3 separate regions of the Homo sapiens genome follow, and all the other regions are linked to region 2. The links are chromatin contacts, found by Hi-C or POLR2A ChIA-PET in ENCODE. All regions are on one chromosome and are shown on one strand. The core of a region is the stretch at or near the end of the contact, and the rest is flanking DNA. Distances in the headings are between cores, read along the strand shown. Region 1 holds the start of MTHFD2 (methylenetetrahydrofolate dehydrogenase (NADP+ dependent) 2, methenyltetrahydrofolate cyclohydrolase). Region 2 has its middle 92 kb from the start of EVA1A-AS. Region 3 holds the start of MOB1A (MOB kinase activator 1A).

Region 1 (4,083 bases), core at 1,216-3,715, 1.2 Mb before region 2:
ATCCTGCCAACACCTTGACCTTCGCTTCTAGCCCCCAGAACTGTTAGAAAATACATTTCTTTCTTTTTTTTTTTTTTTTAGATCGAGTCTCACTGTTGCCCAGGCTAAAGTGCAGTGGTGCGATCTCGGCTCACTGCAACGTCGGCCTCCTGGATTCTAGCAATTCTCCTGCCTCAGTCTCTCAAGTAGCTGGGATTACAGGCATGTGAAACCATGCCTGGCTAATTTTTATATTTTTAGTAGAGACAGGGTTTCACCATGTTGGCCAGGGTGGTCTCAAAATCCTGATCTGAGGTGATCCGCCTGCCTCAGCCTCCCAAAGTGCTGGGATTACAGGCGTGAGCCACTGCACTCAGCCCATTTCTGTTGTTTAAATGACTCAGTCTGTGTTATTTTGTTATGGCAGCCCTAGCCAACTTATACATACAAAGCATTATTTTTTTCTGAACTATTCAAAAGTAAGTTACAGACATGGTCCTTTAGTACTAGAAGCAAGTGCAATATATTCTCTTACATTACTGCATGCGATTAGCTAACACTGATAAAATGCTATTAGCTAGTTGCAGACTTTATTCATATTTTGCCAATTGTCCTATAATGTCATCTATAGCAAAAGAGAGAAAAAAAGAAGCAAGAAAGAGAAAAAAAGAAAGACAAAAAGTTTTGGGTCCAGAATCCAATCCAGAATCAAACAGCATTTAGCTGTCATGCCTAGGCTCCTTTAATGGAGAACAGTTTCTCATTCTTTGTCTTTCATGGCCTTGGAGCTGTCAAGAGTACAAGCAATTTATCTTGTAGAATATCTCTCACTTTGGGCTTGTCTGATATTTCCTTGTGAATAGATTAAGATCTACTAGTGTGTTCCAAAGCTTTACAACTGTTTTTTTTCCTGGACAGTTTTAACATTCTAGGTCTGTGATCTTTCTTCTCAATGTGAAATGAGGAATCTGTAACCGTTTTTAGGAGACTCATTGGTTTAGGAAAATCACCTTATTAAATTTACAGACTTGTTAAGAGCTACGAAGTGATGTGTCTCCTCAATGGATCCTATCAGAAGGCATATATGTGTGTTCCCTTACTGGGTGGTGCTAACTTTGATCACGTGGTTGAAGCAGTAACTGTCATGTTTCTTCACTGTAAATTTACCATTTTCCTTTCCTTCCTGGAGGCTAGAAGTAAAGGTCAAGGTGTTGACAGGATTGGTTTCCCCTGTTCTTTGTTTGTTTGTTTTGTTTTTTGAGACAGAGTCTTTTTGTTGCCCAGGCTGAAGTGCAGTGGCACAGTCTCGGCTCCCTGCAACCTCTGCCTCCCAGATTCAAGCGATTCTCATGCCTCAGTCTCCCCAGTAGCTGGGATTACAGCGTCCGCCACGATGCTCAGATAATTTTTTGTGTTTTTAGTAGAGACGGGGGTTTCAACACATTGGCCAGGCTGGTCTCGAACTCCTGGCCTCAGGTGATCCGTCCGCCTTGGCCTCCCAAAGAGCTGGGGATTACAGAAGTGAGCCACCGCGCCCTGCCCTCCTTAAGTTTCCTTGCGGGAGAGATACTTTGAGACTATGCAAAAAGTTTGCGGGAAAAAATACAGGAAGCCCAGTTGAATCTGAATTCCAGATAAGCCATAAATAAAGTATAAATATGACCTCCCAAAGTGTTTATCTAAAATTCTGATTTGATTGGGCATCTTGTGTTTTTATTTGCTAGATCTGGCAACCCTATATGTAAATATCTTGCTCCTCATCCAACTTTCACCCAGTTGTTTTGACATCTATTGCTGCTTCTGAATCAGGGTTGCACATGCAACCCTGACGTCTGTCTCTGAATATCTTTTATGATTTTACTTTTTTTGTTGTTGTTTTGAGATATGGTCTCACTCTCGTCGCCCAGGCTGGAGTGCAGTGGCGCGCCTTCAGCTCACTGCAGCCTCAACCTCCTGAACTCAGGTGATCCTTCCACCTCAGCCTCCCCAGTAGCTGGTACTGTAGTCACGCGCCACCATGTACTGATTTTGGAAAATGGTGATTTTCTAACTCCATCATTCCTTTTACTTCTGTTCGTTGGCATTCTATCAGCTTGTCTTTTCATCCACCCTTTACAGTGCTTGGCACACAGTAGGCGCTCATATAATTGTTCAACGAATGAATGAATGAACTTTTCTCTTGTGTTGTCCGGCCTTCGGTGACACTAGCGGCGTCAGGCAGGAGTTTGACTTCCTCAGCCTATCATGGCACGTTGCCGAGGCTTCAGCGCCTTACAGGACCTCGCTCCAGGCTCTTCTGGCTCCAATCAAAAGCAGGGCTCTTTCGGACTTCGCTTACGTTTAATAAAGAAAACCGGTTGGCCCCTTCGGCTCCACCTGGCTCAACAGACAGCCAGTGGCATGCGGCAGGGACCAATGGGTGGCGGAGGGAGGCGGGGCCTGCCACGAGGCCGCAGTATAACCGCGTGGCCCGCGCGCGCGCTTCCCTCCCGGCGCAGTCACCGGCGCGGTCTATGGCTGCGACTTCTCTAATGTCTGCTTTGGCTGCCCGGCTGCTGCAGCCCGCGCACAGCTGCTCCCTTCGCCTTCGCCCTTTCCACCTCGCGGCAGTTCGGTAAGAGGGTCACAGAGCTCGGTCAGCGCGGAAAGCTGAGGGGAACGGAGGGCGAGGGGCACGCCGGGCCCCCGAGGGACACCGAGGGAAGTCCTTCCCGAACATCTCCGCCCCGGCGGTGGTGGCCGCTGAGGGGTGTGGCGGGGCGACGTGGCACCGAGCGCCGCCGCAGCTCTCGACTGGGGCGCTTCCTCGGCGCGGAGGGCTGGTACCCGAAGCCCGCCTTTCGGAGGGAGCCGCTCTCCTGCGACTCGGGGCGTCGCCGGGGCCCGTGGCCAGTCGGCGGGCGGGACGGGGGTGGCGTGCGGAACGCGAAGGCATCAGTTTACGCGGAGCCTTCCGACAGCGCCGGCCGCCTCTGGCTGGGATGCTGAGAGTCGTCTGGGGGAGAACAGGCGAGGGTTCCAAAAGAGCAGCCCTCGGCGAGTTGTCCTTGCGGGGACCCTAGCGGCGGAGGGCGCTGCTGCAGCTGATGAAATCGCGGAGCCGACTTGCTCGGGGTCCCCGCGCCGCCCTCCTCCCTCCGCCGGTGGGAGTGGCCCGCGCTGCCTCCGCTCTGCCAGGAACATGAACGGACTCTGGGCACCCTAGCTTTGGCTGCAGCCCACCAGAGCCTGTCAGTGCCGGGCTGCGTACATAGAGGTGGCAAACATCCGGGAGGCTCCCAGGGCCTTAGGGAAAGGGGGAATGGAGAGTGACAAGTACCCATATTTCAGCGGTACTTGCAGAATTTCAGTTTTACAAGATGAAGAGTTCTGAAGATGGATGGTGGTGATGGTTGCACAACATATGAACGTATTTAATACCACTGAACTGCACTTAAAAATGGTTAAGATGGGCCGGGCGTGGTGACACGCGCCGAGGCTGAGGCACGAGAATCGCTTGAGCCCAGGAGTTCGAGGCTGCAGTGAGCCGTGATTGCACCACTGCCCTCCAGTCTGGGCGACAGAGCGAGACCCTGTCTCAAAAAAAAAAAAAAAAAAAAAAGTTGATAAGGTTTATGTTATGTGAATTTTACCACAATAACAAAATTGGGAAAAATATACAGGGGAGGAGGAAAGGAAAAGCTCTGTTTGCATTTTTGGGTTTCCTTGGGAAGGTGATTTGGTCGGTCATTAGAGCGCTGGCATTGTTGGCATTGTTAGAGCCCTGCACCTTACAACATCAGCCCCTTCTTTTTTTCATCTAACGTTCACTGTGTACCAGACACTATGCCAAGCTGTGCGAATTCAAAGATGAGAAAAACTGTTCTTAATGGAGCTCATGTTCCTGACAAGGGGCAGAACACGCGTGTAATTTCCAGTCAGTGCGGAAATGCTGTTAGAAATATTTCAAAGGCGCTGCTTGTTGGAGCAATGAGTTCTTGAAGGAAAACGTGGGAGGGGACTTTCAGGGTTTTCCCTGGTCTGACTCTTGACCTCCCCCATGTTTCGTTACTGTGTGTTTTCTCCCCTTCTCCCTCTTCCTGAGTGCTGGCCTCATGTGACTGT
Region 2 (4,064 bases), core at 233-2,732:
CATCTCGTCTCTGACCCTGTCCCTTCTGCTCTTGTTTTGTAAGAACCCTTGTGATTACATCAAGCCTATCCAGATAATCCAGGATAATTCCCCCTCTCAAGATCCTTAACTTAATCAACCTCAACAAAGTCCCTTTTGCTACATAAGGTAACGTATTTGCAGGTTCTAGGAATCAGGATGTCAATAAAAAGAGGCAAATTCTGTAAGATATTTGAAGAGATTTATTCTGTGCCAAATACGAGTGACCACAGCCTGTCACACAGCCCTCAGGAAGTCCTGAGAACACGTGCCCAAGGGGGTTGTGTCAGGCCTCTGAGCCCAAGCTAAGCCATCATATCCCCTGTGACCTGCACGTATACATCCAAATGGCCTGAAGTAACTGAAGAATCACAAAAGAAGTGAAAATGGCCTGTTCCTGCCTTAACTGATGACATTACCTTGTGAAATTCCTTCTCCTGGCTCATCCTGGCTCAAAAGCTCCCCCACTGAGCATCTTATGTCCCCTGCCCCTGCCAGCCAGAGAACAACCCCCTTTGACTGTAATTTTCCCACTACCTACCCAAATCCTATAAAACGGCCCCACCCCTATCTCCCTTCTCTGACTCTCTTTTTGGACTCAGCCCGCCTGCACCCAGCTGGAATAAACAGCCTTGTTGCTCACACAAAGCCTGTGGTGGTCTCTTCACATGGACGCTGTGTAAGTTGGGGTGCAGCTTGGTTTTATACATGTTAGGGAGACATGAGACTTCAATCAAATACATTTAAGAAATACATGAGTCCAGTTCAGAAAGGCAGGACAATTTGAAGTGGGGGGCTGGGGGGAGCTTCCAGATTATAGGTGATTTTTAAATTTTCTGGTTGCCAAATGGTTGAGTTTATATAAAGACCTGGGATCAATAGAAAGAAAATAGATAATGTCTGGGTTAAGATAAAGGATTGTGGAGACTAAAGTTCTTAGTGTGCAGAGAAAGTCTTCAGGTAGCAGGCTTCAGAGAGAATAGATTGTAAATACTTCTTATCAGACTTAAGGTCTGTGTTGATGTTAATGCCAGAGAGGCGTAATGAGGCATGTCTGAGCCCCACTTCCTGCAATGGCCTGAACCAATCTTTCAGGTTAAATTTTAAGAGTGTCCTGGCTGAGGAGGAAGTCCATTCAGATGGTTGGGGTGGGGGTGGGGGGGTTAGAATTTTATTTTTGTTTTACAAGGACTTAGGTGTTTTTGGGGAACATAATTCAGCCTACCATATCATGCAAGAGAATTTAAACTGTACTGTGTCAGCCAGGGGTTAAAATCTTAATGCCTACCAGGGCTAGGCAGGTAAAGAAGCATCTTAGTCCATTTTGTCCTGCTATAAAAGAATACTTGAGGCTGGGCAATTTATAAAGAAAAAAGATTTATTTGGCTCACAATTCTGGAGTGCTGAAAAGTTCAGGATTGGGCATTTGCATCTGGCAAAAGCCTCGGGCTGCTTTCACTCATGGCAGAAGGCAAAGGGGAGCCAATGTGTACAGAGATCACCTGGTAAGAGAGGAAGTGAGAGAAGGAAACTCTAGGTTCTTTTTTAATAACCAGCTCTCATGGGAACTAATAGTATGAGAACTCATTCATCTCAACCCCTCCCCAGAGAAAGGATTAATCTATTCATGAGGGATCCACCCCCAGTGACACAAATACCTCCCAGTAGTTTCCACCTCCAACACTGGGATCAAACTTCAATGTAAGATTTGGTGGGACAAACCAACCATATACAAACTCTAACAGAAGTAAATAAAGCAGTCTGGTTATTAGCCAACAGGAAAAAGTGAAGAAAGTGAAAACTCAGAGAGTACTATCTAAAGTGAGTTCTGAGTGTTATCAAAATAAATGCAAACCAGTGTTGCCTGATTACCTGATTCTTTTGGAGAAGCTAAGATCCAGATATTTATGTAAATTTTACCAGTTTTATAAACAATTTTCCAGTCTCTACTGGAATCCTACAAGGATTTTCATGTTAGGAGTTCCTGGTACTAAAATACCTCTGAAGACAGCATTGAAGGAAAGAGGCTAGGAATTAGAATGAATCAGAAAAAACTGTAACAGTGGATAAGAATGCAAACCATAGAGGAGAATAAAATATTTTAAAACCATATGCCCAACAAAGGACTAATGTCAAGAATATATATATATTTTAAATTCTCCAAATTCAATAACAAAAAAGCTAACAATCCAAGTAGAAAATGGGCAGGAGGCATGAAAAGGCATTTCGTCAAAAAACAAATACAGAAGATAAATAAGCACATGAAAAGATGTTCTATGTTTTTAGCCATTAGGAAAATGCAAATTAAAGCCATAGTGAGATACTACTACACATCTATCAGAAGCTCTAAGATAGAAAGAATGACTGCAGTCAAGATGGCCAACTAGAAGCAGCAGTGATCAGACGCTCCCACTGAAAAGAACCAAAACAGCATGCAAATCCAGCACCGGCAACCAAGGTATGCAGGTTCTGTCATCAGGACTGACCCTAGGCAGCTGGCGTGACCCACAGAAAGAAAGGAAGAGCAGAATGGTGCAGTGGCCCACCTGAGAGCCACACAGGACAGGGGAGCTTCCACCCCCCAGCCAAGGAAGGTGGTGAGTAAGAGTGCTATCCAGCCTGGGAAACTGTGCTTTTCCCATGGAACTGTGTAATCCACAGATTAGAAAATCTCACTAGTGAGCTCACACCACTGGGGCCTAGAAAACCACAAAGCTGAGCAGATTCTCAACAGCCACTCAGCTAGAAACTGCTTAAACAGGCTGAGTTCCTGGTGGGGAGGGGCAGCCGCCTACTGTCTAAGCCTTCCAAGAGACTTGGAGGAAGGGCAGCAGCCAACAATGGGACTGCTAGCTGTCTAATACACTAAGCTCTTGGGGTAGAGGAAGGGTGGCAGCCATCTCTATAGCTCCAGGCTGCACTTTTCCCTGGCTGGAGCCAGGGAGGCTGGAAGGCTTGGTCTTAAGAGGTTATTCCTCACAGGGCAACACACAGGCTGTGGCAGACTGCAGCCAGAGTGCATCTTCAGGCCTGACCCTGACCCATCCCTCCTCACTGGGGTGCCTCCCTGGAGGAACTCCAACAACTCCATTCAGGGGCTCAGGGACAGAACTCTGATGTCCCTGGGCCTGAGCTCCTAGGAGGAGGAGTGGCTATATTCTCTGCAGACCAGCAGACTTAGTCTTTCCTCCTGCTAGTTCTGAGTAATCCGGGCAACTCAGACGAGTGAGTTTCCCCCCAGCATGGCACACCCCCTCCACCAAGGGACAGCCAAAGTGCTTTGTTAAATGGGTCCTGCTCCCCGTGCCACCCAACTGGGTGAGACCCCAATAGATGCAGAAAAGGCCTTCGATAAAATTCAATGCCCCTTCATGCTAAAAACAGTTAAAAAAACTGGGTATTGAGGGAACATATCTAAAAATAATAAGAGCTATTTATGACAAACCCATAGCCAATATTATATTGAATGGGCAAAAGCTGGAAGCGTTCCCTTTGAAAACTGGCACAAGAGAAGGATGCCCTCTCTCACCACTCCTATTCAACATAGTGTTGGAAGTTCTGGCCAGGGCAATCAGGCAAGAGAAAGAAATAAAGTATATTTAAATAGGAAGAGAGAAAGTCAAACTGTTTCTGTTTGCAGATGACATGATTGTATATTTAGAAAACCCCATTGTCTCAGCCCCAAAACACCTTAAGCTGAGAAGCAAATTCAGCAGTCTCAGGATAAAAAATCAATGTGCAAAAATCACAAGCATTCTTATACATCAATAATAGACAAACAGAGAGCCAAATGATGAGTGAACTCCCATTCACAATGCTACAAAGAAAATAAAATGCCTAGGAATCCAACTTATAAGGGATGCGAAGGACCTCTTCAAGGAGAACTACAAACCACTTCTCAAGGAAATAAGAGAGGACACAAACAAATGAAAAAACATCTCATGCTCATGGATAGGAAGAATCAATATTGTGAAAACGGCCATACTGCCCAAAGTAATTTATAGATTCAATGCTATTCCCATCAAGCTACTATTGACTTTCTTCAG
Region 3 (3,912 bases), core at 301-2,800, 1.3 Mb before region 2:
GAGGACAGAGCGAAACTCCGTCTCAAAAAATAAAAAAAAAGAAAAAGTCTCGTATTAAGGTCCACAAAGCAACTGTGCATTCACTAATTAAATATCAACTCGTAAGAAAAAAGTGGAGGAGGGAGGAATACTTCTATTAATATGGAAGTTAAATCTAAATCATACAGGCTTTTTGACAAGGTAATCGTATTTTAGAGACCATTCATTTACGAGAATAACCCAAAGGAAGGAAAATGAGACGCAGATAAACATATTCTGAGTAGTGCTATTTTATAATAGTAAATACTGGAAGGAATCCCAGTTTCTCACAATAAAGTGGGTAAACTCTGGTTATAAAAAATAAAAAAAAAACTATATAGTGTTTTTATATTGTATTTAATAAAAATGTCAAGCATGTGGATTACATCCATAACTAAAATTGGATAATTATTCAATCACAAAACACACATTTAAGCAATATACAAGGTAGAGAGAGACACCTGAGAATAAAAAATACTGTGCCAGAGCAATGCTTCTCAAACCTTAATGTGCATAAGAATCATCAGGGAATTTACAAGCTTTTTCATTTTAGCCTTGTTTGGTTGGGCTCAGGCATTATCTCTAAAATGAGATTCTAAGGTATGCCTATCAAGTTAATTGCTGTAGTGCACTAAAATGGCAATACTGTGTTTCTGCAATGGGACTATGAATTTGTTTTAACTTTCCAAATTATTTATAATACTGCAATGTACTATATAATAATGCTGTATGGTATATTACATAATGATTAAAAACACAGGATTCTACCGAGGACAAGAGAAGTTGGTTAAAATCAAAGCCAGTAAGTGGGCAGAATCAGAACTGGACAGAACGATCCGACTCCAAGGCCAGCATCTTAACTTCAAGCTTCTCAAACTGCGGCAACGCACATTCTCCTGGGGCGGCATTTAACACCGACAATAATGAAACTGGACCTATAACCGAGCAACGAGTTAAGTCGGCAAGGACGGTTTCTAGAAGCTCGAGACAAGAGAAACTGGGGGCTCGCGGCTCCGCCCCCAGATCGTCTCCCCGCCCTCGGGGGCGCTCGGGCGGAAAAGTTTGGAGGCGCGACGGCCCCGGGGCCTTTCTACTCCCCAGCCTTCACGCTCCGTTTCCTTTACTTCGACCTTCATCTCTGTCGGCCTCTCCCAACATCTCGGCCTCCCCCGCGGACCCGAACAGAGGCAAAACAAACGCCAGCTACCCCGCCCCCGCCTCGGCCCCCAGGCCGAGCCCTCGCCTCAGGTCCGGGGAGGCCTCCCCCACAACCTCGGCCCGCAGGCCCGGCGCCCGCGGCCCGACCCCACTCACAAGAGGAAGCTCATCTTCGGTCCTCAGAGGGGAGGCGAGGGGCCCCTGGCCCCCGCCTGGATCAGGATTCGGAGCTGGCTAGAGGGAGCGGACCGTCCTTAGCTCACGGGCAGCGGAAGCCGGGCCGCCGCCGCTCGGAGCCGGGTTTCTGGCCGCTGCGAGCCTTTGCAAACCTCGGCGCCCGCCTTGCCCGCCTACCCCACCTCGCAGACCCGAAATGCGGAACCAACAAAATCTCGCGAGCTAAGGTTTCGCTGCGCCGGGAGGGACTTGTCGCGCCCCCTTTCGCTCCGCCTCGTCCTAGAACTCGGCCAATCATCGCTCTCCAAGCCAGGACCTCCCTCCCCCGGAGGCGTGGCGAGGATGGCGGTCCTGCGGAAGGGGCAGTGGCTGGTCCTGCTCTTAGAGTATCTTGGTGCTGCTGGGTTTCGATCCCGCTCCCTAGGTTATGCAGGGACCTCTATAAGCGCTGCGTACTCCTGCAATTTTTAAAATTGTTAATTTAATTTTTACTTGAAATATATTCACATAGCATAAAATCTGTCCTTTAAACATGTACCCTCTAGTGGTCTTTTTCGGTTTTTTCTTTCTTTTTTTTTTTTTTTTCTGAGGTGTCTCGCTCTGTCGCCCAGACTGGAGTTCACAGTTCACTGCAGCCTGGACTTCCTGGGCTTAAGTGATCCTCTCGCCTCAGCCTCCCGAGTAGCTGAGACCACAGGTGCCTGCCACCACGCCCGGCTAATTTTCTCAAAGTTTTTGCAGAGACGAGCGTCTCACTGTGTTGCCCAAGCTGGTCTTGGACTCCTGAGCTCAAGGGATCCTCCTGGTTTGACCTCCCAAAATGCTGGGATCACAGGTGTGAGCCACTGCCTCCGGCTTTGTTTATGTTTTCAAAGTGTGCCAACCATCAGCACTAATTTTTTTTTTTTTTTTGACAGAGTCTCACTTTGTAACCCAGGCTGGAATGCAGTGGTGCAATCTCGGCCCGTTGCAACCTCTGCCTTCCAGATTCAAGTGATTCTCATGCCTCAGCCTCCCGAGTAGCTGGGATCACAGTCGTGCGCCACCACACCCGTCTAATTTTTGTATTTTTTTTTTTTTTTTTTTTTAGTAAAGACGGGGTTTCGCCATGTTGGCCAGGCTGGTCTCGGTCTTGAACTCCTGACCTCAAGTGGTCCACCCGCCTCGGCCTCCCAAAGCTGGGATTACAGGCGTGAGCCACCGCGCCCAGCCTAACCATAATTTTAGGCCATTTTCATCACCCCGAAAAGAAACCCCATACCTATTAGCAGTTACTCTTTATTACCCACCTCCCTCCTCCCAACCCCTGGCAACCACTACTCTACTTTCTATTTCCATGGATTTACCTAATCTGGACATTTCATATACACTGTGAATGGAAGCATACATTATGTGGTCTTTTGTGACTGACTTCTTTCACTTAGCATAATGTTTTAAAACGCACCCATATTGTAGCATGTATCAAAGCTTCATTACTGGCCAGGCACAGTTGTGGCTTACGCCTGTAATCCCAGCACTTTGGGAGTCTGAGGCTGGCGGATCACTTGAGCTCAGGAGTTCGAGACCAGCCTGGGCAACATGGTGAAACCCCGCCTCTACAAAAACACAAAAATTAGCCAGGCGTAATGGTGTGTGCCAGTGGTCACAGCTATTCGGGAGGCTGAGGCGGGAGGATTCCTTGAGTCCAGGAGATGGAGGCTGCAGTGAGCCAAGATGGCGCCACTTCACTCCAGCCTGGGTGACAGAGCCAGATCCTGTCTCTAAAACAAAAAAAAAAAAAAGAAAAAAGAAAAAAACTTTATTTCTTTCTATGGATGAGTAATATTCCATTATGTGAATATACCACATTCTGTTTACCCATTCATCTGTTGAGGAACATTTGGGTTGTTTCCACTTTTTGTCTATTATTAATAATGCTGTCGTGAACATTCATGTACAGGCTTTTGTGTGGTATTAATGCCAAGTGACAGCCAAGCAACGCCTTCATTCCACCATGGTGGAATGAAGAAAACAAAAGGAAAATAGTGGGAGACTTCAGTCATAGCTCAGCAAATGGTGGTGCAGGGTGCTCAATGTAAAGGAGTTTGCCCTGTACCTGACTGCACAATGTTCATGTTTCCAGTAATTTTATTTCATTCATATATCACTTGTCACATTAAGTTAATGATGTTAGGGCACATGAGACTGTATTAAATTATATTTACTATTTCTTGAATATATTTTTCAGTCAGTTATGTAAAGCAAATTTACATACTCTTTTTCCTCCCCTGAAAAAAATAAATTAATAATTTTAATTTTTTAAACTTTTGTAGTTTTTTGGAATTTGATTTATAAATAAATGCGATTTGATATCGCTATATGGAAGTTACAAATATAGGAACACAGATTTAGGCCGGGCGAGGTGGCTCACACCTGTAATCCCAGCACTTTGTGAGGCTAAAGTGGGCAGATCACTTGAGCTCAGGGGTTTGGGACCAGCCTAGGCAACATGGCAAACCCCCATCTCTACAAAAAAAAAAAAAGATAGCCGGGTGTGGGGGTGCACGCCTATAGTCCCAG

What was found. A loop is a pair of places that touch in the nucleus more often than their neighbours do. ChIA-PET counts read pairs that join two places held with the same protein, here RNA polymerase II (POLR2A). Pooled maps may share reads with other maps.
Region 1: a loop to region 2 is called in a map with no recorded cell type, with 8 times the contacts of the local background. The contact joins the promoter of MTHFD2 here to the enhancer-like site in region 2. A Hi-C loop is called at or near these places in 2 of 37 single-sample maps with no recorded cell type and 3 of 50 pooled maps. POLR2A ChIA-PET finds 5 or more read pairs at or near these places in 2 of 52 experiments (BJ and activated B cell).
Region 3: a map with no recorded cell type shows a loop between it and region 2 (6-fold over the local background). The contact joins the promoter of MOB1A here to the enhancer-like site in region 2. A Hi-C loop is called at or near these places in 1 of 37 single-sample maps with no recorded cell type and 3 of 50 pooled maps. POLR2A ChIA-PET finds 5 or more read pairs at or near these places in 2 of 52 experiments (BJ and activated B cell).

The regions. Positions count from the first base shown.
Region 1 is chr2:74,196,150-74,200,232 of GRCh38, forward strand. MTHFD2 (methylenetetrahydrofolate dehydrogenase (NADP+ dependent) 2, methenyltetrahydrofolate cyclohydrolase) reads left to right here and starts at 2,466. Exons shown (of 8, transcript NM_006636.4): 1 at 2,466-2,593. The coding sequence starts at 2,493. RefSeq lists an enhancer at 2,128-2,686 and silencers at 2,395-2,534, 2,725-3,004, 3,135-3,224.
Region 2 is chr2:75,430,394-75,434,457 of GRCh38, forward strand. No RefSeq gene overlaps it. Among named protein-coding and RNA genes, the nearest start is that of EVA1A-AS, 92 kb to the right of the region's middle. RefSeq lists enhancers at 2,344-2,423, 2,434-2,703, 2,904-2,983, 3,014-3,173 and a silencer at 2,774-2,863. Within about 2 kb of position 1,483, at least 3 of the 41 ENCODE cell types and tissues checked have a DNase peak (open chromatin) inside an H3K27ac peak, as active enhancers do.
Region 3 is chr2:74,177,329-74,181,240 of GRCh38, forward strand. It overlaps MOB1A (MOB kinase activator 1A), which reads right to left and starts at 1,551. Exons shown (of 6, transcript NM_018221.5): 1 at 1,333-1,551. The coding sequence starts at 1,346. RefSeq lists an enhancer at 576-1,259 and a silencer at 1,123-1,312.